Regions from separate parts of the Homo sapiens genome. Here all the other regions are linked to region 1. A link is an interaction called in ENCODE POLR2A ChIA-PET data of the cell type or tissue named here. Cell type or tissue: CD4-positive, alpha-beta T cell. All regions are shown on one strand. Region 1 holds the start of PEX12 (peroxisomal biogenesis factor 12). Region 2 overlaps SLFN12L (schlafen family member 12 like). Region 3 has its middle 20 kb from the start of SLC35G3. Region 4 has its middle 60 kb from the start of SLFN11. Region 5 holds the start of NLE1 (notchless homolog 1).

Region 1 (5,000 bases):
TCAGAAGGGCATTCCGATTATCACGTCTAAAAGATTTGGGCCTCCCAGACCTCTTATTCGAGTTGCAAATTTCTGTTTTCTTTTTTTTTTTGAGACAGAGTCTCACTCTGTCCCCCAGGCTGGAGTGCAGTGGTGTGACCTCGGCTCACTGCAACCTCCACCTCCCGGGTTCAAGTGATTCTCCTGCCTCAGCCTCCAGAGTAGCTGGGATAACAGACATCCACCACCATGCACCATCATTCCAAGCTAATTTTTGTATTTTTAGTAGAGATGGGTTTTCACCATGTCGGCTGGGCCGGTCTCAAACTCCTGACTTCGTGATCCACCCGTCTCAGCCTCCCAAAGTGCTGGGATTACAGGTATGAGCCACCATACCAGGCCCTACCTTTCCTTTTTCTTTTCTTTTTTCTGGAGATGGAGTCTCGCTCAGTTACCCAGGCTGGAGTGCAATGGTGCAATCTCGGCTCACCACAACCTCCGCTTCCAGGGTTCAAGCGATTCTCCTGCCTCAGCCTCCCGAGTAGCTGGGATTACAGGTATGTGCCACCACACCCAGCTAATTTTTTGTATTTCTAGTACAGACTGGGTTTCTCCATGTTGGTCAGGCTGGTCATGACCTCTTGACCTCAGGTGATCCACCCGCCTCGGCCTCCCAAAGTGCTGGGATTATAGGCGTTCTTATGCCATACGTTTAGTTAACTTTTGGAGTACTTCCATGGGACTATCAATCAAGACATCCTGCCTTCCCCTGGCTAAGAGTGAAAGACAGGGTGGAGAGGGAACTTGAACCAAGAGAGGTCAGTCAAAATTTGTATCACGAGCAGAGTCACAAACAGAAATTGGTGGAAGCTCGTTCACTGCAACAACGTTGCCTGGATAAGAACTTCTAATTCCTGTTAGGCAGTCCCAATAGTATTGTTAAGTTCCTGTTCTTTCAGGGCTGGCTTTACTTATTTTGTGAGCTACTCCATACACTTCTAATAAATTCCGTTTTAGTTTAAATTAGCCTGTTTGTTTCTGTTGCTTGTAACCAAAGATCCCTAAGTGACAAAAATGTTTAATTTCCTGCTTGATTTAGTTGATGCTACCTCTCAACTTTGTATTTTTGCTATTCACTTAAGAAAAGCTTGTACATAACAGTTACTATTAAACAAGCACCTAATATGTATCCAGGTGCTTCATATGGATAAACTATGTCTAGTCTTAAAACTCTGTAAGGTAAAAATCATATATCAATATAATGTCTTTTGGTAGAGTAAAAAACACTTTTTATAACTATAATTAAGGACAATTTGTAAGGTTTTCTCTCCTATTGGAATAACTAAATCCAAACCTTGTTTTTGAGGGTTCTCATTATGCAAACCAATTATTTTTATAACATAAGGGCCTCTAGGGCAGTAAACAATACCTTCTATTCCCAGCTATTTAGCCCAGAGGTGGCACTTCCCAGAGGAAGGGAGGAGAGGTGGAACTCTCATCCAAATTCAATAAGGCTGTGTCAGCCAACTTCAGCGAGACAAAGCTGTACATAACATAAAAGCACTTTACAAACCTTAAGGTAAATCACATTCATTTTGGTATAAAAACGGCATGAAAGGAAACTTTCTGTCAAGTGTCCCCAGTGCATGCTAGTTACAATTCATAAAGCTCCCTCTGCGTTAGTACTGTATTCATATCGCTGGTGGTGACATATACAACTGTGTTCAAGGATGGAGACCATTTTCATCCAGTATAGCAAGTGCATGCAGTTATGCTTGAATATAGCCAAAACCTGGAAGACGTTAAACTACCAGCTTGGATGAAAATTAACCGTCTCAAGTACTGAGGAACAAGCATGAACCTTTCTCAATCCAATCATCTTTCCTTATAATTGGCGGCAATAAATCTAAGGCTCCTATCTCCTGCTATGTCGCTTTAAATCATTTCTGGAAGGCTAAGACATATAAATTAACCACCATCCCTGCCGCACGCGTACAGCAAAGTCCTTTCCACCTCCAGATTCCCTTCCTCCCACCGCCCCTAGCTTCATCGCCTGCAGGAACACAGGGCTCAGCAACGGGCCCGAGCTCTGGCTCCCGGCGCCAGACGTCTGCGCGGTGCCCCAAACAGCTTGTCAAAAAGACCTCGCAGAGAGAGGTTCAGAGCTGTAGCTTTCCAGCGAGGCTACCATGCAGACCCAGCTACGAAAAGTAAACCAAACTAGCCAAAACCAGCCCACAAGGGCCCTCTTCTGTTTCAGCGGGGCGGGAGCGGAAGCTCAGGTGGGTCATAGAGTTCTCTAGTTCTGGTTTCCGGACCGCATTCGGAACTAGAGCGCCTCTCTTCCGCCAGGCATCCCAGAGGTCCTGGTGGTTTCATTTCCGGGTGCGGCTTCTGTCATAAAGCGGAGACCTCCCTTCAAACGTGGCGTCGTGGGTTGTTTGCGCCTCGCCTGGGGTCAGCGAGCAAGGACGGGCGCGGGCGGGGATACTCAAAGCCAACAGCTGGAGTCAGCCCTTGTGTCCCGGGCTCACAGTGGCACGACTGAATCCTCAGAGTCGGCTGGCTTTTGAGCTCTCACGATTGGGGAGGAGGGGGCGTTTCTGGTTCGCAGCTCCAGAGGATTGCGTTCCTTCCCCCATACCTGTCCCCCACAGTCACGCTCTGCCCTGACGTGCAGCATTTGACAAGTTACCCCCTCGCCACATACTACTTCCACCCACGTCCGAGTTAACTTTGTTCTTAACCTTCTTGAGACTACCCTCGGCCTCCAGGTCTTTTTTTCCCAGTTCATTTTTGCCCATAAGATTGAGTTTCGAGTTTCAGATATCATGCAGAAAGTTTACCTTTAAGACTGAGCACCCATCTGATACTCTTCCTCCCGAAAAAGTTCATGCTCACGAGAGAGTTTGTGGGAAAAGTGAAAGCCAGTACACGCAGGAAACTATGGCTGAGCACGGGGCTCACTTCACAGCTGCTTCTGTGGCCGATGACCAGCCATCCATCTTTGAGGTGGTAGCACAGGACAGTTTAATGACAGCAGTGAGACCCGCTCTTCAGCATGTGGTCAAGGTAAGGTATTAATTCTTGGAAAGGTTTTAGGGACAACTGGGTAAAAAACAAACGAATAATTTGTGCTTATTTGGTAGCCTAGCGTTTGAAATAGCCAATTTGCAAATAACTTGTATCCCATGACTTAAGAGTTACTGAGTCTCTGTTATGTGTAGAGACCTGTACTGAATACCCAGCATTTCAGGGTCCAACAGTGACTTATTTAAAACAAATTGTGTAGACTTTAGAGGAAAAGGGGGAATGTAAATAGGTGTAGAACTTGTGTAATGGAATGAATTTCACTTATTGCTTTATTTTGCTTTAGGTTCTTGCAGAATCAAATCCCACCCACTATGGCTTCTTGTGGAGGTGGTTTGATGAAATCTTTACTCTGCTAGATCTTCTGCTCCAGCAACATTATCTGTCTAGAACCAGTGCCTCATTTTCTGAAAACTTTTACGGCTTAAAGAGAATTGTAATGGGGGACACTCACAAGTCTCAGAGATTGGCTAGTGCTGGTCTCCCAAAGCAGCAGCTTTGGAAATCTATTATGTTCCTGGTTCTTCTTCCCTATCTGAAAGTGAAGCTGGAGAAGCTGGTTTCTAGCCTGAGAGAAGAGGATGAATATTCTATTCATCCCCCTTCTTCCCGCTGGAAACGATTTTACAGAGCTTTCCTGGCAGCCTACCCATTTGTGAACATGGCCTGGGAAGGATGGTTTCTTGTACAACAACTTCGATACATCCTAGGAAAAGCTCAGCATCACTCACCACTGCTGAGGCTGGCTGGAGTTCAGCTAGGTCGACTGACAGTTCAGGATATACAAGCTCTGGAGCACAAACCAGCTAAGGCCAGCATGATGCAGCAACCAGCCAGGAGGTAAGGCCTTAACATTTCCAAAAGATCTTTAGTTAGTAAATTCGAAAATCGTATCCCAGTTTTGTAAAATTCACCTCCCTGTTAACTTTGTGGCATTTCATAGAGTCATAGAAAAGCTATTCCTTGTGTCCATAAAACAAGGACTGTCATCCTGGTAACCTTCATCATTCTAGGTATACTTTAGTGCATACTTGCTATGTCCCAGGCCCTGTGCTAGGTGCTTGCTTTACGTACATTATCTCAATCCTCAACACAACCCAATGAAGTAAATGTATTAGCTCACAGTTGAGGAAACTAAACCCAAGCAGTTAAGTACCTTGCCAAAGTCACGTAGGTACATAGAAGGTGGCAGAGCTGGGATTCAAACCAAACCAATACAATTCTAAAGACTGTGCTCTGTGAGCCACTGCACCCAGCCTAAGACTGTGCTCTTAATCATGATGCTGTGCTCCTTCTAGTTCATATTTGTGTTCTCCTACAAGTTCAAATATATACATTCCTCAATACTGCTAAGTTTTTTATTAAGTGAATTGGGTTTTTTTTTTTTTTTCTGGATCACTATCTTCCACTAAAAAAAGGGAGGTCTATATAATCAAATTCTCTGATTTATCTTTCAAAACACAAAACCAAACCCTAATCATGTTACTAAAAACAAAGCTTAGCTCCTATGCTCCTAAAATATTGTAAGTTAGAATCACTTAGAATAGATCCTTAAGGAGATAGTACCAGTCTACCAACCATTCAGTCCCCCAGTGATTCTGATGAAAAATGTAAGAATTGCATTTATATTAGTCACTTTGTAATGATACCTAAATAAAGTTTCTCTCTTTGCCTCCTTGTTCTTTTCTCCCAACAGTGTTAGTGAGAAGATAAACTCAGCTCTGAAGAAAGCTGTTGGGGGTGTTGCCTTATCCCTGTCTACTGGCCTTTCTGTGGGTGTATTCTTCTTGCAGTTCCTTGACTGGTGGTACTCATCTGAAAATCAAGAAACCATCAAGTCATTGACTGCCCTGCCTACTCCACCACCACCTGTACACCTAGACTATAACTCTGATTCTCCCCTCTTACCCAAAATGAAGACTGTGTGCCCA
Region 2 (5,000 bases), 91 kb after region 1:
TGTTCCTCTCCGGAAGTAGATGACAGTTTTCTGCCCCATTGATATTAGGCTTGGCAAGGTGACTTGTTTTGATCTATGGAATAAGTGCAGACGTCATATGTATTCTTTCTGAGGATAACTTTCAAGAGTCAAATGCTTTTTCGGTATCTATTGAAATGATCATGTGATGTTCCTTTTTTCATTAATGCAGTGAATAGGCCGATTGATTTTCACATCTAAATCACTCTTGGATACCGAGAGTAAACCTCTGTTGGTCTTAATATAATTTTGGGGGGTATATTGCTGCATTCATTTTACATATATATATGTACATATATATACGGACAGGGTTTCACTCTGTCGCTCAGGCTGGAGTGCAGTAGCCTGATCACGGCTCACTGCAGCCTCAACAGCCCAAGTTCAAGTGATCCTCCCACCATAGCCTCCTTAGTAGCTGGGACCACAAGTGCACTGCCACCACGCCCGGTTATTTTAAAAAATTATTTGTAGAGATGACGTCTCCTTATATTGCCAGGCTAGTCCTGAAGTCCTGGGGTCAAGCGACCTTCCTGTCTCCTCCGCTCAAAGTGCTGGGATAATAGGCGTGAGCCACTGCCACGGTATAGGAACGACGTCGTAATCTTTTTTGCTTACTTCTTGGATGCCTTCTTGGTGGTCTGGGAAAATCCCTGCACTACCATTTTGTAAGTCAGTGACTGAAGAAGAGTTTCCTCACTTCAGTGAAGCTGTTTCCTTAGAGCTGGCGTGAGAATCAGATGAAATGAAGAAAAGCACGGCTATGTACTTTTGTTTTGTTTTGTTTTTGAGGCAAAGTCTCGCTCTGTCGCCTAGGCTGGAGTGCAGTGGCGGGATCTGGGCTCACTGCAACTTCCGCCTCCCCGGTTCAAGAGACTCTATTGCCTCAGCCTCCCGAGTAGCTGGGATTACAGGCGCGTGCCACCACGCCCGGCTAATTTTTGTATTTTTAGTAGAGACGGGATTTCTTCATGTTGGCCAGGCTGGTCTCAAACTCCTGACCTCAGGTGATCCGCCCGCCTCTGCCTCCCAAAGTGCTGGGATTACAGTCCTGAGCCACCGCGCCCGGCCAGCTATATACTTTCAATGCATGTGCTCATTCAGTGTGAAGAAGTACTCTGCCTGTACCTTAAGATTCTAGATGGGACTTCCAACGGCAGGCCCTTAATTGAGTCCGGAGTGGGATGGAGCTAGGGAGAAAGGGCAATTCAGACTGGTGAACTCCTCAGTTAGTGAGTCATTTTGGCCTGTGTGCATTTCAAAAAGTATGGGTTCTCGCAACAGTTCTTAGACGTGTGGGCTGGAGAAACGTGTATTATCGTAATTACCATAACAAGGGCCCCACGAAAGCAACGTGACAGGAGGGCTGTATCCAGTTAGAGGAGCCACTGGACTGTTCGAAGCCAACTAATTGGCCTAGAAGGCCGCAAGATACTTCCTACACCGCAAGGGGTAGTTGTTCAACTCTGTCTCTCTGAGAGCAACCCGCTCCTCGCACCTCCCTCCTCCCCTGTGCATTAGTAGCTGCTCTCCCCCGGTTTCTGGCGTCAACTGCGCTTTCAAGCAAGGGGACAGCAGGGCTGCTCTGGGATACGAGTCAAGCTGGAATGTCACCCCTTTAGGGGTTTGGTCCTTCGTCAATTTTTTTTTGAGACGGAGTCTTGCTCTGTCGCCCAGGCTGGAGCGTAGTGGCACGATCTCGGCTCACTGCAAGCTGCGCCTCCGGGGTTCACGCCATTCTCCTGCCTCAGCCTCCCGAGTAGCTGGGACTACAGGCGCCCGCTACCATGCCCGGCTAATTTTTTTGTATTTTTAGTAGAGACGGGTTTTCACCATGTTAGCCAGGATGGTCTCTATCTCCTAAGCTGGTGATCCACCCTCCTCAGCCTCCCAAAGTGCTGGGATTACAGGCGTGAGTCACCGCGCCCGTCGTTGGATTCGCAGACACACCGTTTCCAAAGGCGCAGAGTCGATAACAGCGCGTGCGGTGCCACCACTTCCGGGGAGTCGAGTGCCCGATAGAAATGCAGCTGAGCGAGGGGCTAGCCGCACACGGACGCGGAGAGCAGGAAAGTGGAAAAGAACTCAGGTCCCCCTACTTGGTGAAGAGTGCGCAGACATGGACCTCGCCAGGTTCGTTCTCTTTTTCTTTAAATAACTTTTTTTTCGCCTTAGAAAATACAAATAGGTACAGACGAAACGAGAACTTCTCCGTGATCCCTCAGAGCTATTCACGTGGGCGTTTAACTTTCAGTTGCTTAAGGGCCCGCGCTGGCACAGCGCCTGCAAGGAATCCTGTTTCCAGGGAATTGCTGGCAGATAAATTCGTCCCGCTCCACTGCCAAACCTTCCAGCCTCCGTTTCTTATTCCGGGGGTCCGGGGGGGGTGGTCCGTGGGCTCCGGGACGAGGTGGGGCGCTGCCAGAGCAACCCCACCGATCTCGGGGAGACCCGAGGCTGCTTTCTCTCCCTTCTGGGAAAGTTGGCTCCTGTCTCTGTAGCAATGTCTGTCAAAACCGCAGGCTGTTGTAGACTTAGCAATGGAGGACTTGAAAGCTGTAGATGACAAAACTTCCGCCCGTGCGTGGGCTGGGGAGCGCCTTAAAAAGCCGCAGGGCGGCCGGGCGCGGTGGCTCAAGCCCGTGAGGTGTTGGTGCAGAGCTGGAGAAGTGGGGAGTGCTGTATGGACAGGCCAGACTTGGCAGGTGTCCATCGGATGGGGGTTGCCCACCCTCCTGGAGTCCTGAGCATTCAGGGAGTTGGGGAATGGGTTATTTAGGTGAAATGTGACCAGGCACTGACGAACTGCGCCCTAGATCCTGAAAGAAAAACCAAGCACCCTCTTGCGCTGCTGGTTTATCATCTAGAAGAGGGAAAGGGTGAAAGCAGTGCTGTTCCGAACTAAATGCAAAGTGGTATCCGAAGACGGCAAATCACGCTCTATGCTTTTTGCTCCCCAGGAGGTAGCTCTTCTGCCTCCTGTCCCACCCTTGTGGGTTGCAGTTCTTACTAACCTGTTGTTCTGGCATAACTCTAAGGAGATATGAATGCCACCCCCATTCCCATTAAAGATAGCCAACAACATAGCCTAAATCATGAGTTCAGGTCTGATAGAATTTCCCCTATAGTCAAAAGTATAAAGGATTTCAGTGGAAACATCTAACCTGTAAACCTAGACCCAAGGTTTAAGGGAGGCCAGTGAGTTTTAGGCCCTAGAGATTTGGTCGGCTCAGTCCTCAGCTCGTTTTTATTTATTTATTTATTTAATTTTAGCATTGTGTTCCAGATGTATGCCTGAAGCCTGAGGTTTTGAACCATGGAAAGTTTTACATGGCTGCAGGTGTTGGACTCGGGTGGCCAGGATCCCAGGCTAGTCCACAAGTGCTCGGTCCTCTATAAGGTGGCTCAACTGCAGCTCCCATGGGTTCCAAGTTTCCCAGTGGTATGCGTACCCTCCTTAAGCAATCTGAGGGTGAGATGTGATTTCTGTCACCTTCTGTGTATGGTGGGTGAGCCAAAAGGGTTCATCCAGGGCAAGGCCTGATACAGACAGTGCAGGAAGTTGGGCTGGGAGGAAAGGGGACAGGACTCCAGTTACAGAGGCTGCAAGAAGAATTGGAGAGCAGGGGCTAATCAAGGAGGTGAAAGAACTTTACGAGGAGAACTATGAAACACTGCTGAAAGAAATCATAGACGACACAAACAAATGCAAAAGCACTCCATGCTCATGTGTTGGAAGAATCAGTATCATTAAAATGTTCACACTCCCCAAAACAATCTACAGATTCAATGCTATTCCTATGAAATTACCAATGTCATTTTTCACAGAATTAGAAAAAATGATTTAAAATTTGTATGCAACCAAAAAAGAGCCTGAATAGCCAAGGCAATCCTAAACAAAAAGAACAAAACAGGATAGGGAGCCTTACACCACATTACTGCATTTCAAGCTATACTTCAAGGCTACAGTAACCAAAACATAGTACTGATACAAAAATAGACACGTAGACCAATGGAACAGAATAAAGACCCCTGAAATAAAGCTTCACACCTACAACCAACTCATCTTTGATAAAGTCCACCAAAATAACCAATGGAGAAAGGACACCCTATTCAATAAATAGCTAACCATATGCAGAAGAATGAAACTGGATCCCTGTCTCTCACCATATACAAAAATTAACTCAAAATTAAGACTGAAATGTAAGACCACGAACTATAAAAGTTCTAGAAGAAAATCTAGGATATACTCTTCTAGACATTGCCCTGGGCAAATAAATTATTATAAAGATCTCAAAAGCAAATGCCACAAAATCAAAGATAGACAAATGGGACTTAACTAAACAGCGTCTGCACAGCAAAAGTCTCAACAGAGTAAACAGACAACCTAGAGAATGGGAGAAAATGTTTGCAAGTCATGCATCCAACAAAAGACTAATATCCAGACTTTATAAAGAACTTAAATGAATCAAGAAAAAAACAAACAACTCCATTTAAAAAATGTGCAAAGGGCATGAACAGAAACTTCTCAAAAGAAAACATGCAAGCTGCTCACAAACATTTAAAAGGTCAACATCACTAATCATCAGAGAGCTGCAAAGCGAAATCACAATGAAATACCATCTCATCTAGTCAAAATGACTATACTAAAAAGTCAAAATATGTAGGAAAAAATTAATGAAAAATAAAGAGTTGGTTTTTTGAAAAGATCAAGATTGACAAACCTTTAGCTAGATTGATGAAAGAAAAAACTCAACTAAAATCAAAAAAGAAAGAAGAGACATTACTATTGATTTTATAGAAATCAAAAGGATTATAAGAGTGTACTGTAAAAAATTGTATGCCAACAAATCAAATAACCTAGATGAAATGGACAAATTCCTAGAAACACATCACCTACCAACACTGAGTCAGGAAAAAACAGAAAATCTGAATAGACCTATGTCTAGTAAGGAGATGGAATCAGTAATCTAAAACCCAACTAA
Region 3 (5,000 bases), 360 kb after region 1:
AGAGCCCTGTATATCATAATTGTTTGGCAAATAATTATTAACTTAATGGCAATAATCTTAGGAGATATTAAACAACCATTTTCTCATTCACTCATTAATTCATTCAACAGCAATTTATTGACTAGCCACTGTATGCCAAGCATGATTCTGTCCTCAAAGATCTAACAATATCCAGAAAACACACTGCTTCAAGATGAAGTTCTCTTTCCTTGGTTTAAATTGAGTTATTTTTCGGACCAACAGGTTCCCAAGGTCATGTTTATGCCTTTATGAAAGTTTTTAGGTAAGAAAGAGACATGGTCCAGTCTACACTTTTAGATGGTGTATTATTAACTCAGAATAGAGGAAGGATGTGGGGAGGGAAGACTAAAGGCAGAGAGACCATTAGAGGATCGTTGCAGCCAAGCAGTTGAGAGATGGTCTGGACTAGAGCAGTGGCAGTGGGGAAGGAGAGGCTTGGGTAAATTTGGGAGAGATTTAGGAAATAAAATGAACAGTACACTGTGATCAACTGGATTTGGTAGACGAGGAACATGGAGACTTAAATAATATAAGTCTAGAGTTCAAGAAACAGGCCTACGATGGAGATACAAATCCAGGCACGATCAGCTTGGAGCAACAGGATGGAAGAGATCACCCAGAGATACTGTAGAAGACTCTGAAAACATCCCATTCAGAACAAAGGCTGAGGAATGCCCCCATCAAGGAAGAGGTAAATTAAATGTACATTGCAAAGTAGCCTGCAAAGAAGACTGAGTGAATGGCTAGAATGGTAAGAGTAAAAGAAAATCAAGCACCTGTGAGACATAAAAGTGGTATCAAAGAAGTCCAGAGACGCCGGACACAGTGGTACATACCTGTATTCCCGGCTACCTCGGAGGCTGAGGCAGGAGGATGGCTTAAGCCTAGGCGTTTGGAACTGTACTATTTTTATAACTTTTCTACAAGTCTAAATTGCTTCAAAATGAAAAGGTTTTAAAAACTCAGAGCTCCTTACAATTTTCAAGTTTGTTTTATTTTCTCCCATTGGTTAACATACACTGTCAATCTTGACATTTTGGGAAATCTGGAAAAAAATCTTTAGAAATAGGGGCAGGGAAGGACATAGATTTATTTATTGTCCAAAGACTGTTAGCATTGTGACATGTTTCATCTGGACTTTTTTTCCCCTAGAATTTTTTTTGGCAGAGTGGTAATTAAATAATAGTGGACTTTTTTTATACTTATTTTTACTGAATCTTTTTTTACATTTATTTTTACATTTATTATAGTAGTAATAGGAGACTTTTAAGATGTCACACCAAAGACATCTCTGTTCCCTTTTTTGCAATACCCCAAATGAAAAATAAGAAATGAGACACCTAAACCTCAGCCCTCATTATGTGGGAAGAAGAGCTAAGGCTGCCTCATGCAGTGGAGGTCGAGGACACCAGGAGGGAAAACCTGCCACTACAGATGTTGGGCACAGTCAGCAGAACACGGGGTTGTCTGTATTGGGTGGTTTGTAGACCCTGGGCAGAAAATTCAATGACTACTTGTTTGGAACAACCAGACTGAAGGGCAGAGGGGGCTTGGAGTTTCCTTACCCTTGTGTTAATCGCAGGATTGGCAAAGGACACATCATCTTTGAAATCAGAAAAACATCTGTGAGTGACAAGCAGCCCTGACTAATATCTAGTCTGTGAAAAGAGGAAATCCGTACCAATCATCAAAACAGTTATAAAACCCTGTACCCTATGCAACTTTTCTGTGAATCAGGGAGGCTTTGGCACCCCCAAGCCCTGCCCTGACCCTGTTCCCATGCTATATCCTGCAAGCAGCTCCATCAAGGAAACAAGGATCCACCCTGGGAAAAGAGCCCTCTGGATACATGTGACAGGGAGTCCAGGATGACAGCTGAGGGTGGGCCCAGAGAGCCCCCAGTCAGGATCCAAGGGCAGAAGGCTCGGGGGACCTTCTCCTGAGGATACAAAGTTGATGGTAGACTTCATGTACTTGATTAACCAAAAAAAAAAAGTTATGAAACAAAGAAAAAGTAAGATGATATGAATCCTGAGGAAAGCAGAAAGTTGTATGAGAAATGAAATGCACCCATAGTACATCACCTAGCACAACTGTGACTAGAGAGGCTCATAACAAGGTGAACATCGAATATTGTTCTAACCGAAAACAGTGATAAAATCATCTTGGCAGGATGTGGGGAGAGCAAAATAGGGAGGGAGTATAATTGAGCTAAATCTTCCGGAAATAGATAATATCTAGTTAAACCTCAAAATGGCACCATTTAGAGCTAAGTACCAAAAGAAACATCAAAGTGATGGCCCCTAGGAACAAGATGGGGGCAGGAGCAGGAGACTGCTGGTGTTATACTAAGCCCTGTCAAACTATTTCACTTCCAATATTATGTGCATGTACCACTTGATTTTTAAAACTTATAAAAATCTGAGAACTATCTGGAAAGTAGTGGACAATGTATCTCTTCTTACACAGCTTTTTTCCCCCATATAATTGGAGGAAAAACCCCCCGCAGATTATCTGATAGAATCAGCATTTCATAGACCCATATTCATGCCACTCCTGTGGATCTGAAACACAAGATCTATAGTCCACATAATAATAATCCTATCCTGACCTTTTCTTTGCATCTTCTAAGTTTTGAACTCTGGGGTCTGGCACTTGCTCTCTCCAAAATAACTAGTGAAACTTCAGTGCTTAGCTCTGAAAATTACATATCTGGTGGGGAAAACAACCAACTCAGCAAGATAAGTAGATAATGTCTCTCCGACCCTTTATAGCTGCAGAAAAGTAGGTATGATTTCGCTTCTTGAAATTGTCTTTCCAAATGTTATGTCTAGCAAAGGAAAACTGTATAAAACATCTAGACTTCAGAGAATATTATTGTGTCCTATGAAAGTAATCACTAACTGCTACCAAGTCTGTCATCCTGAAGGCTTGTTTAACTCTAAGTTGTGCTGTTCTGATGACATTGAAATGAATGCTTTTTCCTGGAAGGGATATACGCGTAAGAATTTATTTTGTCGAGCCAGAAGAGAGAGGAAGAGCTCTTTCCTGTTTTCCCACATGCACAGAGATTATAAAACCTATGCTTCTGTTCAATTGTTAAGAGTTTAGGAGTTTGTGATCCATTGAAATGAAGATTTCTTACCTGGACACTGCTTCCTTGTCTTGGAGCTGACCATCCCCTCTGGCCTGGCAGCAGGAATTTTCACCCCATCCCTAGATATTATGAGAAATCAGACCCTTGGCCCACCCAACACTCACCAACTAACTGCCACCTGCTAGTAGCCCCAGCCCCACCAAGTAGCTGTTGTTCCTCTGTTCTTTCCTACAGCCTCTATTACTTTTTTTTTTTTTCTTTTTAGACAGGGTCTCCTCTGTTGCCCAGGCTGGAGTGCAGTGGTGCATTCACAGCTCACTGCAGCTTCAATTGCTTGGGCTCAAGAGATCCCACCACCTCAGCTTCCCAAGTAGCTGGGACCACAGGTGCATGCCATCACGTCCAGCTAATTTTTTGTATTTTTTTGTAGAAACGGGGTTTCACTGTGTTGCCCAGGCTAATCTTGAACTCCTGAGTTCAAGCGATCTGCCCACCTCAGCCTTCTAAAGTGCTGAGATTATAAGCGTGAGCCACTGTGCCCAGCCTACTATTTTTTTAAGGTTAAGATTTTATTTTCAAGGCTTCTCGTGTTGTACAGAAAGTAAAAATGGTGTTCCAACCTCAGTGTAATTGGTAGCTGTGACTGGCTATGACTCACATGCCAATCACAGCTATCCACACTACCACAAGATCCTTACATGAAAACCTGGTAATACTTACAATTTGTTAGGGTGAATTCTCCAAGCTTGGTGGTGGATTTCCAAGAGGTACAAATGGAAGAAGGCAGACTACCACTCTTTGGGTGGGCGGGTAGGTATCTTGGCATTTGTATCCCAGGCACTTCAGCTACCAAGGAACTCCATATGAACAATAAAACCAATCCCGAACAGTCCCAATACTTTCCCTTCCCAGACCCCTCTGCTTCCAATATCCTCAGCCCACCTTCCAGGCCCCCTGCCCCAGACCCTGCCCTAGAGGGTTCCTTTCTAGTTCCCGCATCCCCAAGCAATGGATGGAAAGGAAATCTCTTTTCACACAGACCTCAATCTCTGGGAACTGGTACCCAAGAGGAGTCTAATTGATTATTGATTGTTGATTGATTGATTGAGACGGGGTCTCACTCTGTCACCCAGGCTGAAGTGTAATGGCATGATCAGGGCTCACTGCAGCCTCAACCTCCCAGGCTCAAGCGATCCTCCTACCTCCACCTTCCAAAGTGCTGGGATTACAGGCACAAGCCACTGCGCCAGACCTAGTTGATTTTTGAGATGGGATACACTGAGCTTTATGGGCTAGCCAACCCCATCCCATGTTGTTGCCCTACAAAGATTTCCAACACACTTGCTCATACACAGGCAACCATGGGGAATGCAACCCCTAGCGAATAATCTCCGGAACCTGTTTGCACCCAAGACACAATACTCACCTACTTGCGCAGAACCCAGAAACGTGGCTCATTGTGTGGCTGTTTCCTCTGAAATCTTTCATGGTTATGAACCGCAGTGAAATCTACTGTCTTGTTATTGAGGTGTATTGGGTTTTGGACTTCCATACTAGTAGGTGAACAGCCCACAGACCTCAGAAACTCAAAGATCAGGGCCAGAATGGTATATTGGCAACAGTGCATAGAAAAGAAAGGTGTGGCCGAGCGCGGTGGCTCACGCCTGTAATCCCAAAGTGTAATCACACTTTGGGAGGCCAAGGTGGAAAGATCACTTGAGCCCAGGAGTTCAAGAGCAGCCTGGGCAACATGATGAAACCCTTCTTCACCAAAAATAAAAAAATTAGCCTGGCATTGTGGCATGCACCTGTGGTCCCAGCTACTCAGGAGGCTGAAGTGGGAGGATTGCTTGAGCCCAGGAGATGGAGGCTACAGTGAGCT
Region 4 (5,000 bases), 270 kb after region 1:
CGAGAAGATAGTCAATGGATTTTCAGTGTATATATAATTGGAACCTGTCAAAGAGTAAAATAAAGCAGTAGAATGGAGCAAATATTTAGAATGATAATGGAATAAAATGTGTTCAAACTAAAAGAGCACCTGAATCTATATATCATAGAGGCCTACCGTGTGTCTGAGAAGCTTAACACTGAGTAGTCAACACTGGGACATAACCCAAAATATACTTGTCGGAATGTAAAAACAGATTCCATTGGCAGCCACACAAAAAGACTGAGTCATTTATCAGAAAAAGAGTATCGGCCCCTCCCTGTAATCCCAGCAACTTGGGAGGCTGAGGTGGGTGAATCGCTTGAGCCCAGGAGTTGCAGCCCAGCCTGGGAAACATGAGCCCAGCCTGGGCAACGTAGGGAGACCTTGTCTCTACAACAAATACAAAAATTAGCTGGGGATGGTGATGTGTGCCTGTAGTCTCAGCTACTCAGGAGGCTGGGGTGGGAAGATCATTTGAGCCTGGGAAGTTGAGGCTGCAGTGAGCTGAGGTCACACCACTGCACTCCAGCCTGGGTTACAGAGCAAGACCCTGCCTCAAAAGAAAAAAAAGAAGAGTATCAGGTTCCGGTTCAAGATGACTGAGTAGAAGCAGCTAGTGCCTGCCTCTCTCTCAGAGAGGAACACAAAGTAGTGAGTAAATACTAACTCTACAAGTGAATAGGCTGAGATCATGCTAGGATTTTCTTCAAGGAAGTGATGGGACCCACAGAGAACAGAGAGAGAGGCAGAGCTGGAGCAGGGAGAAGCTCCCTAAGGCAGAGAAAGAGTCCCTGGGGAATCTACACTTAGGTCTTTGCAATTCAGGGTATGGGAGAGTCCCTTGACCAACCCCCACCCCACTGTGTAGGCCTCCAGACCTACAGAGGGTCTATGCAGAGGCACACTCAAGCCCACGTGGAACCCCTGGGCCTTTGATCCCCATGCAGCCCTGCCAACAAGTGGGACCAGCCTCTTCTGCACAACCCTAGGTTGTGGTGCAGCTGTGGTGCTGAGGAGAGGCCAAACTGCACACTGCACAACATCTCCATCCCCACTGCTCCTCACCAGACAGGGTCCCAGGCCTGGGCTCCTAGCACAGCTGCCCTGACCCCGCCTGAACACTGTGGCTCGTAATGGCTTGTAATGGGGATCAAGTTCCCCAGAGGTAACTGACAAGCCCTCCACAGTCGCCACTGCCGCTGCCTCCGCTTTTGCTGCCCTCAGGCCAAGGAGGGAACAAGAAGACTGGACACATTTGTGTGTACCTCCAGCATGGATGTCACAGCCAAGATACGGAGGAACAATGGACAGACTGCACACACCGGGCAACTCTCTGCATACACTATGAGGCTCACCACCTTCTGGCACCCAGTGCACCCGCCCCATTCCTGCCCGAACACCGCGGTGGAGACTTGGTGTTCCTCTGCGTGCAGGACTCATTGAGGTAGCTGACAGGCCCTTTTCGATCTCTGTTGCCTTTGCCTCCCCCTCCACCCCTGTTGCCCCCGGGTCTGGGAGGGAACAAGGAGGCTGGACACCTTCCTGTGCCTTCAGCACTGATGTCTCAGCTGAGATAAGAAGGAGGAGACTGTGTAACCGAGGACTCCCCGCGTCTGCTGTCCCCTGCCAAATCGGGCTCGCTGGCTTCCGGCCCACAACGGCCTTCCTGCCCCTTCCTGAAATTATGGCCATGGCTCGGTTCCTTTGAGAGCCCAATTCCCTGAGGCCAGCAACAAGCTTTTTGGCTCCATCCCTACCACCCCCAGGCCAGCGTGGGAAGAGGAGGCTTTGCACCTTTGTGTGCCCGCAGCAGTGAAATCCAGCATTGCTTGCGTGGGAGGGAAGTGCAAGAGTGCCCCGTCCCCACTGCCCCAGCTGAGGGGTCCTGCCCTCCCCGGTGAAAGACCCACAGCACAGCCACCCTGCCCCATGTAAACATTTTCAGCTGCAGCCCAGAGCCCTTCTGAAAACCCAACCCCCCAAGCTTTTGATCTTCCTTGGGATTCCACCGCCCAAGTGCTCTGCCTGCCCTCACCTGAGAGTTCAGCGGTGACCGACCCGGGAGACTAGCCCACTCCTCGTCATCACAGCCCGTACCTGAAGTCTGGGCTAGCCTGACCCTGGTCCAGCCCATTCCGGACTCATATACACTGTCCCAGCAGGCCGTCTGGGGTCCTGGAAACGGGGAACTACCTATCCCATTCCAACTCTGCTGCCACCCGATAACTTCCACCGGGGCCGAGGTCAGGTGGACCCAATCAGCGGACACCACCATAACCAACCATGTAAGGGTTTGGGGTGGAGCTCTCCCCGCCCCACCCTTCACATGAAGCAGCAGTGCTACCACATCAGAAAACAGAGGAGCCACAAAGCTATCTCTATTGGGCTGAGTTACAAAGTTTTGCCCCCAAACCACTCCCACGGAGACTCACAAAACAGTTTCCTGTGGCTCTCAACCACGTAGGGGTCCAGAGATTGGCTATGTGTGTCTGAACTAGGAGTCACCAACCCCGCCCAGAACAGGGGTGTGATAGGCAAACAGATCATGTTCCTGCCTATGTAGGATGGGGAGCCAGTACAGCCCCCTAACCTCCTCACCCCAAAGACACCTCAGCGCATTTCACCGGGAGCCACCCACCCACTGTCATCAGGGCTGGTGCCTGCACTCACTACTGGGGCCTTCTTAGGCAAGCTAGGGGCTCCAGCTACCCTCCAAGAACAGGAAAGCTTAGGGTAGGGGGCTCTCCACTGCCCAGCCCACCTCCTGAGACAATAGAGAGAACTTCACAGTAAACAAAGATCAGTTACATACTCCTCTGCTTGTGCCGCAGCTGACAATTACCCTTAAGCGCCATCTACTGGCCTGTAGATCAAATATCACAGCCCAGTGTAAAACCTGCCAACAGAAGTGCATAGGGTTACAGAAGCAAAGCCAGAAGGCCCTACTCAACATACTCTGTAGCTATACCCTGCTAGAGATGGGGTGGGGGAGAAAGGCAAAGAAAAAAAATTCTTTCCACATTAAATTAATTACAAAAATTAGAAGTGCTAGCCTCTCCAGATAAGAAGGAAACAGTGTAAGAATTCCAGCACCATGAAAAATCTGAATGTTGTGACACCACCAAAAGATTACACTAGCTCTCCACCAATGGACCCTAACAAAAAAGGAAGCTCAGAAATGACAGAGAATTCAAAGCATGGATTGCAAGGCAGCTCAACGAGATCCAAGACAAGGCTGAAAATCGACGCAAGGAAACTACTAAAGCAATCCAGAAAATGAAGGAAGAGATAAGCATCTTTTTAAAACTTATCAGATCTTCAGAAATTGAAAAACTCACTTACAGAATTTCAAAATACTATTGAAATCTCTATCAACAGACTAGATCAAGCACAAGGAAGAATTTCAGAGCATGAAGACCAATATTTCTAACTAACTCAGTCACACAGAAATAAAGAATTGTTTAAAAATGAGTAAAATTTTTTAGAAACATAGGATTATGTTAAGCAACCAAATCTACAAAAGATTGGAATTCCTGAGAGAAGAAGAAAAAGTAAACAGCTGGAAAACTTATTTGAAGGAATAATTCAAAAATGTTTTCCTAATCTTGTTAGAGAGGTAGACATCCAAACACAATAAACCTGGAGAACACCTGCAAGATACTATACAAGACAAATGTCACCAAGGCACATAGTCACCAGAGTATCCAAAGTCAATACTAAAGAAAAAATGTTAAACGACACCTAGAGAAAAATGTCAGATCACTTACAAGGGAACCCCATTAGGCTAACAATGGACTTCTCAGCAGAAACCTTACAAATGAGAAGAGATTGAGTACTTATTTTCAGTATTCTCAAATAAAAGGAAGTCCAACCAGGAATTTGATGTCTTCCCAAACTAAGCTTCATAAACAAAGAAGAAATAAAATATTTTCCAGGCAAGCAATTGTTAAAGGACCTTATTTTTTACCACTAGACTAGCATTACGAGATATCCTAAGAGAGTTTTAAATATGGAAATGAAAGAATGATGCCTGCTACCACAAAAGCACACTTAAGTATTATACATAGTTCACAGACCTTATAAAGCAACTACACAAATCGGGACTACAAAGAAACCAGCTAACAACATCACAACAGGATTAAAAACCTCACATATAAATATTAACGTTGAATGTAAATGGTCTAAATGTTCCACTTAAAAGGCACAGAGTGGAAATTGGACAAAGAGGAGCTAGAGAAAGAGATAGGGGTAAAAAGTTTATTCAAAGGGATAATAACAGAGAACATCCCAAACCCAGAGAAAGAAATCAATATCCAATTACAAGAAGGTTATAGAACACAAAGCAGATTTAACCTAAAGAAGACTACTTCAAGGCACGTAATAATCAAATTTCCAAAGCTCAAGGTTAAAGAAAAGCTCCCAAAAGCAGCAAAAGAAAAGAAAAAAATAATATGCAATGGAATCCCAATAAGTGTGGCAGCAGACATTTCAACCTTACAGGCCAGGAGAGAGCTGGCATGACATATTTAAAGTGCTGAAGGAAAAAAACACCCACCCTAGAATAGTATATCAGGTGAAAAATCCTTCAAACATGAAGGAGAAATAAGACTTTCCGAGACATACAGAAACAGGGATTTCATAAACGCCAGACCAGTCCTACAAGAGATGTGAAAGGCAGTACTTCAATCAGAAATAAAGACATTAATGAATGAGAAAAAATAATCTGAAGGTACAAATCTCATTGGCAATAGAAAGTACACAGAAAAACACAGAATAGTATAGCACTGTAACTGTGCCGTGTAAACTACTCTTATCTTAAATAGAAAGATTAAATGATAAACAAATATAGTAAAAACCAACTTTTCAAGACATAGTCAGTACAATAAGATGAATAAAAACAACAAAAAGTTAATTTTTTTTGAGACAGGGTCTTGCTCTTTCACCCAGGCTGGAGTGCACCGGTGTGATCTTGGCTCACT
Region 5 (5,000 bases), 440 kb after region 1:
TCTCACTGTGTCCTACTATGGCCTCATCTTTGTGTGTGCTCAGGGAGGCAGTGCGGGGGGCGGGGAGAGACAGAGAGAGAGTACTCTGGAGTCTCCTCATTTCACAAGGGCACCAGTTCTATCTGATTAGTGTCCTACCCATACAAACTCACTTATTAACCCTTCCTATGTCCTTTCAGGGCCCATCTCCAGGCCAGGCATGGTGGCTTACACCTGTAATCCCAGCACTTTGGAAGGCCTAAGACAGGAAGATCATTTGAGGCCAAGAGTTCGAGACCAGCTTAGGCAACAGAGTGACAGCCTTGTCTCTACAAAAATTTTTAAAAGTTAGCCGAGTGTCAGGTATAGTGGCACACACCTGTTGTCCTAGCTACTCAGAACACTAAGGTAAGAAGAGCACTTGAGCCTGGGAGTTTGAAGCTGTGTGAGCTATGATCACACTACTACACTCTAGTCTGGGCAACAGAGTGAGACCCTGTCTCTAAAAAAAAAAAAAAAAAACAATAATAATAATATATGCTATCTCCAAATACAGCCACATTCAGAGCTAGGGCTTCAATATATAAATTAGGGCAGAGGCGTCCAATCTTTTGGCTTCTCTGGGCCACAGTGGAAAAAGAATTGCCTTGGGCTACACATAAAATACACTAATGATAGCTGATGAGCTGAAAAAAAAAATCGAAAGAAAATCTCATAATGTTTTAAGAAAGCTTACGAATTTGTGTTGGGCTGCATTCAAAGCCATCCTGGGCTGCATGCAGCCTGTGGCCCAGGGGTTGGACAAGCTTGAATTAGGGGAAGGGCACAATTCACTCCATAACAGTTCCAGACAGAAAAAACTGCATGGGCAAAATCACTGATGCAGGAAGAGCCATGCCTTGTAAGAACTCAGAAAAAGCCAGCAAGATTTAACCTAAAGAGAGGGGTGGCTGGACATAGCAAGGCTGAATTGACCATTATAAGGAGTGTTCTTTTTTTCCTGCATGTAAGGGAGCCGTCGCAGGGTTTGAGGGTGAAGAGCAGCAGGCCAGATTTTTGGTCTGAAAAGATAACCCTGGCTGCATCGTGGAGAATGGGTAGAAAGAGGCAGGAATGGAAATGGGGGGGCTCATCGGGAGGCTGTTGTAGCGGTCCAGGCAGGTGATGATGGTGACTCTGACCAGAGTGAGGCAGTGGAGATGGGGAGAGCAGATTCAAGCTGTGTTCATGAGGATGACTTGGCAGAGCTTGAGACTGCCTGAGCAGTGGAGGGAGAGAGAGGAGAGTTGGCAAGGGAGATCCTTCGTTTCAGGCAAAAGAGCTCAAGTTCATTGCTGTCTGCTTCAGTTCCTCAGTAATATGGGGAGAAAAGGGTTGTAAGAATTAAATGAGTTATGTGGGAAAGCACTTAGAACAATTCCTGACTTGTTGATGTCATTATCACTATTATTGCTTTACAGCATTGATGATTGTAGAAATGATTTGCTTTTGTACTCGAGTATTATTGAGTTGATCCATTTTATTTATTTATTTATTTATTTATTTATTTATTTATTTATTTATTTATTGAGACAGAGTCTTGCTCTGTCATCCAGGCTGGAGTGCAGTGGTGAGAGCTCGGCTCACTGCAACCTCTGCCTCCCAGGTTCAAGAGAATCTACCACCTCAGCCTCTCCAGTAGCTATGACCACAGGCGCATGCCACCACGGCTGGTTAATTTTTTTGTATTTTTAGTAGAGACCTGGTTTCACCATGTTGGCCAGGCTGGTCTCGAACTCCTGGACTCAAGTGATCTGCTCGCCTGGGCCTTCCAAAGCGCTGGGATTACAGGTGTCAGCCACCACGCCCAGCCTTGACTTGATCCATTTTTAAAAGGATACTAATTTCTAGGCTAGGCGTGGTGGCTCACACCTGTAATCCCAGCACTTTGGGACACTGAGGCTGGGGAGTGGGGGACTTGCTGCTTGAGTTCAGGAGTTTGAGACCAGCCTGGGCAACATAGTGAGACCTCGTCTCTACAAAAAATGAGAAAAAAATAACCGGGCAGGGTGTCATGTGCCTGTAGTCCAGGCTACTCTGAGGCTGAGGTGGGAGGATCGCTGTGCCAGAAAGTTCGAGACTGCAGTGAGCCGTGGTGGCACCACTGCCCTCCAGTCTGGGCGACGGAGTGAAACTCTGTCTCAAAATGAAATTAAATTAAAATGGGGCAAGAATCCCTGTTGTGAAGAGTCAAAAGTTTACTGTGTCCTCTAAGACCCTGGCGAAAAATAAATGTGAAGGCTGTTGAGGGGCGGGAGGAGCACCAGGTAAGCCCATTTCTAATCCCTGAGGCCGTGCGCAGCGGGACGCTTCTCCTCCCCAACAGCAGAGGGCGATGTGGCCGGCGGCGACCCCGCCCGACCACGGAGACGGCGCTCTGTCTGCCGGGCTCTTTCTCCTCCACGTGGGGACGCAGGATGGCGGCAGCAGTGCCGGTGGGTGTGCGTGGATGGGGGCGGGGGGCGTCGCCGCGGGGCGCTAGGGCCCGGGTCCCTGAGGCCTGAGAGAGGCGAAGTGGGGCCCTTCTGGGCGGGCGACCAGACTGACTCCCGCCCCACTTGCTCGCGCAGGACGAGGCGGTGGCGCGCGATGTGCAGCGGTTGCTAGTGCAGTTCCAGGATGAGGGCGGGCAGCTGCTGGGTTCCCCGTTCGACGTGCCCGTGGACATCACCCCGGACAGGCTGCAGCTCGTGTGCAACGCGCTACTGGCCCAGGTAAGTGGCTGGCCAGGGCGGCCTCGCATCTCCACCCCCGGGCGGATGCGGTGGGGGAATCATATTACCGAGGGTCTGCGGTTCATGGTCCCCCGCTAACGGACTGTGGTGACCCACCTGGCGTGAGCTCCCACCTATGTCAGAGATGGAATCAGTGGCATAGCGCTTTACACGCCAACCAAAGGGGTCCACCTGCGGAGAGGGGCCTAGCTTTGAACGCACCGGATGCTGTATTTCATTGATTCTTTGTCACAGTCCCCCAGTCTGGGACACGTTAATATCCCCATTTTACAGCGTGGCCCGGAGGGACTCAGTATTTTGCACGATGCTATGTAGTAGGTAGCAGATTTGGAATTGGAACCCAAAACTATCCGAATACCCATGCTTTTATTTATTTATTTATTTACCTTTTTTTTTTTTTTTTTTGAGACGGAGTCTCACTTTGTCGCCAGGCTGGCAAGCTGGAGTGTAGTGGCGTGATCTCTGCTCACTGCAATCTCTGCCTCCCAGGTTCAAGCGATTCTCCTGCCTCAGCCTCCCGAGTAGCTGGGACTACAGGCGCGCGCCACCACACCCAGCTAATTTTTGTATTTTTAGTGGGGACTGGGTTTCACCACGTTGGCCAGGATGGTCTCGATCTCTTGACCTCGTGATCCTCCCGCCTTGGCCTCCAAAGTGCTGGGGATTACTGGCGTGAGCCACCGCACCCGGCCTTTGCTTTTAACCTTTAAGCCAGTGTGTTTACTGAAGAGCTGCCCTGGGGACAGGGGAGGTCCTTAAAATTGCAGTTCCTGGACCCCATCCCAGCCTTACTAAACCAAACTCTGGGATGAAGCAGAAAGTCTACATTTTTTAACAGGCGTTTTGGGAGCTTTTTACACAAATATAGTGTAGTGTGGTAGTTTGGGAAACACTGCATAATGCTATATGCTAATCCTATCTTGGACGTAAAGAACCTGAATTAATCATTGGCAATAGGACATTGAACTAATTACTTAGTTGTTCTGAGCCTCTGCTTTTGAAAACTGTCAGTGGGAATATTAGTATCTACTTCCCACGGTTGTTATGAGATGCAGATAAAGAATTTCAGGCCGGGTGCAGTGGCTTATGCCTGTAATCCCAGTACTTTGGGAGGCTGAGGTGGGCAGATCACTAGAGGTCAGGAGTTCGAGACCAGCTTAGCCAATATGGCGAAAACAGTCTCTACTGAAAATACAAAAATTAGCCAGGCGTGGTGGCAGGCGCCTGTAGTCCCAGCTCCTCGGGAGGCTGAAGCAGGAGAATTGCTTGAACCCAGGAGGCAGAGGTTGCAGTGAGCTGAGATCTCACCACTGCACTCCAGCCTGAGTAACAGAACGAGACTCCATCTCAAAAAAAAAAGAAAAAAGAATTTCCAAGTGCTGTGTAAGTGTCCTGCAACTGCTGTTCAGTGACTTAAAAGGTCTTGCTAGGCTGGGCACAGTGGCTCACGCCTGTAATCCCAGCACTTTGGGAGGCCGAGGCAGGTGGATCACCTGAGGTCAGGAGCTTGAGACCAGCCTGGCCAATGTGGCGAAACCCCGTATCTACTAAAAATATAAAACTTAGCCAGGCGTGGTGATGGGTGCCTGTAATCCCAGCTACTCGGGAGGCTGAGGCAGGAGAATCTCTTGAACCCAGGACGCGGAGGTTGCAGTGAGCAGAGATTGCTCCACTGCACTCCAGCCTGGGTGACAGAGCGAGACTCTTGTCTCAAAAATAAATAAATAAATAAATAAAAGGTCTTGCTCAATGGGCAATGATGGGGGTATCCCTAGCACGATGGCTGAAAAGAAGAAGCTTCACCTCCCACAGCTCAGTGGGGAGCATCCCTGGCAGAGGGTGCCCCTGCACATCCATTGTTGCGGGTTTGTCCTTTACCATTGTCCTTCAGGAGGATCCCCTGCCACTGGCTTTCTTTGTCCACGATGCTGAGATCGTCTCCTCACTGGGGAAGACGTTGGAGTCCCAGGCAGTGGAGACAGAGAAGGTCCTAGACATCATCTACCAGCCACAGGCTATCTTCAGAGTCCGGGCTGTGACTCGCTGCACCAGCTCCTTGGAGGGTCACAGTGAGGCAGTCATTTCTGTGGCCTTCAGCCCTACGGGAAAGTAAGGACAGCTGCAGACTCATGGAGGGGGTATGTGGGGGTGCAGTCTTTGCCTGGTTTGGGGAGGGTCTCCCAGAGTTATAATTGATGGGGCCTCAGGGCTGCCTACCATAGACCCAAGCTCTGGACTCAGCTTGCA

The links. Peaks named below come from ENCODE experiments on the same cell type or tissue, not always from the same donor. Only the 100,000 strongest peaks of a DNase experiment are listed, where the experiment ranks them.
Region 2: POLR2A ChIA-PET joins it to region 1 with 24 read pairs; 6 of 35 experiments call an interaction of 5 or more read pairs at or near these places.
Region 3: POLR2A ChIA-PET joins it to region 1 with 22 read pairs; 6 of 35 experiments call an interaction of 5 or more read pairs at or near these places.
Region 4: POLR2A ChIA-PET joins it to region 1 with 23 read pairs; 8 of 35 experiments call an interaction of 5 or more read pairs at or near these places.
Region 5: POLR2A ChIA-PET joins it to region 1 with 29 read pairs; 10 of 35 experiments call an interaction of 5 or more read pairs at or near these places.

What each region holds. Positions count from the first base shown.
Region 1 is chr17:35,575,947-35,580,946 of GRCh38, reverse strand. PEX12 (peroxisomal biogenesis factor 12) reads left to right here and starts at 2,376. Exons shown (of 3, transcript NM_000286.3): 1 at 2,376-3,051; 2 at 3,356-3,909; 3 at 4,766-5,000. The coding sequence starts at 2,926. RefSeq lists an enhancer at 2,297-3,112. In CD4-positive, alpha-beta T cell, no CTCF peak of the experiment used is centred here; DNase peaks (open chromatin) are centred at 2,306 and 2,896; H3K4me3 peaks cover 1,774 bases; H3K27ac peaks cover 2,297 bases.
Region 2 is chr17:35,484,874-35,489,873 of GRCh38, reverse strand. The region is part of intron 2 of SLFN12L (schlafen family member 12 like); the gene reads left to right. Among named protein-coding and RNA genes, the nearest start is that of SLFN13, 39 kb to the right of the region's middle. RefSeq lists an enhancer at 2,419-2,698. In CD4-positive, alpha-beta T cell, no CTCF peak of the experiment used is centred here; DNase peaks (open chromatin) are centred at 1,473, 1,983 and 2,583; H3K4me3 peaks cover 2,164 bases; H3K27ac peaks cover 1,510 bases.
Region 3 is chr17:35,211,623-35,216,622 of GRCh38, reverse strand. No RefSeq gene overlaps it. Among named protein-coding and RNA genes, the nearest start is that of SLC35G3, 20 kb to the right of the region's middle. In CD4-positive, alpha-beta T cell, no CTCF peak of the experiment used is centred here; DNase peaks (open chromatin) are centred at 1,672 and 2,262; H3K4me3 peaks cover 2,219 bases; H3K27ac peaks cover 3,960 bases.
Region 4 is chr17:35,310,763-35,315,762 of GRCh38, reverse strand. No RefSeq gene overlaps it. Among named protein-coding and RNA genes, the nearest start is that of SLFN11, 60 kb to the left of the region's middle. RefSeq lists enhancers at 417-1,075, 1,737-2,396, 3,575-4,076. In CD4-positive, alpha-beta T cell, a CTCF peak has its summit at 2,858 (motif pointing left); DNase peaks (open chromatin) are centred at 1,512, 2,472 and 2,862; H3K4me3 peaks cover 1,922 bases; H3K27ac peaks cover 1,510 bases.
Region 5 is chr17:35,139,711-35,144,710 of GRCh38, reverse strand. It overlaps NLE1 (notchless homolog 1), which reads left to right and starts at 2,408. Exons shown (of 13, transcript NM_018096.5): 1 at 2,408-2,453; 2 at 2,589-2,732; 3 at 4,645-4,862. The coding sequence starts at 2,436. RefSeq lists an enhancer at 2,100-2,977. In CD4-positive, alpha-beta T cell, CTCF peaks have their summits at 2,153 and 2,352 (motif pointing right); a DNase peak (open chromatin) is centred at 2,380; H3K4me3 peaks cover 1,779 bases; H3K27ac peaks cover 233 bases.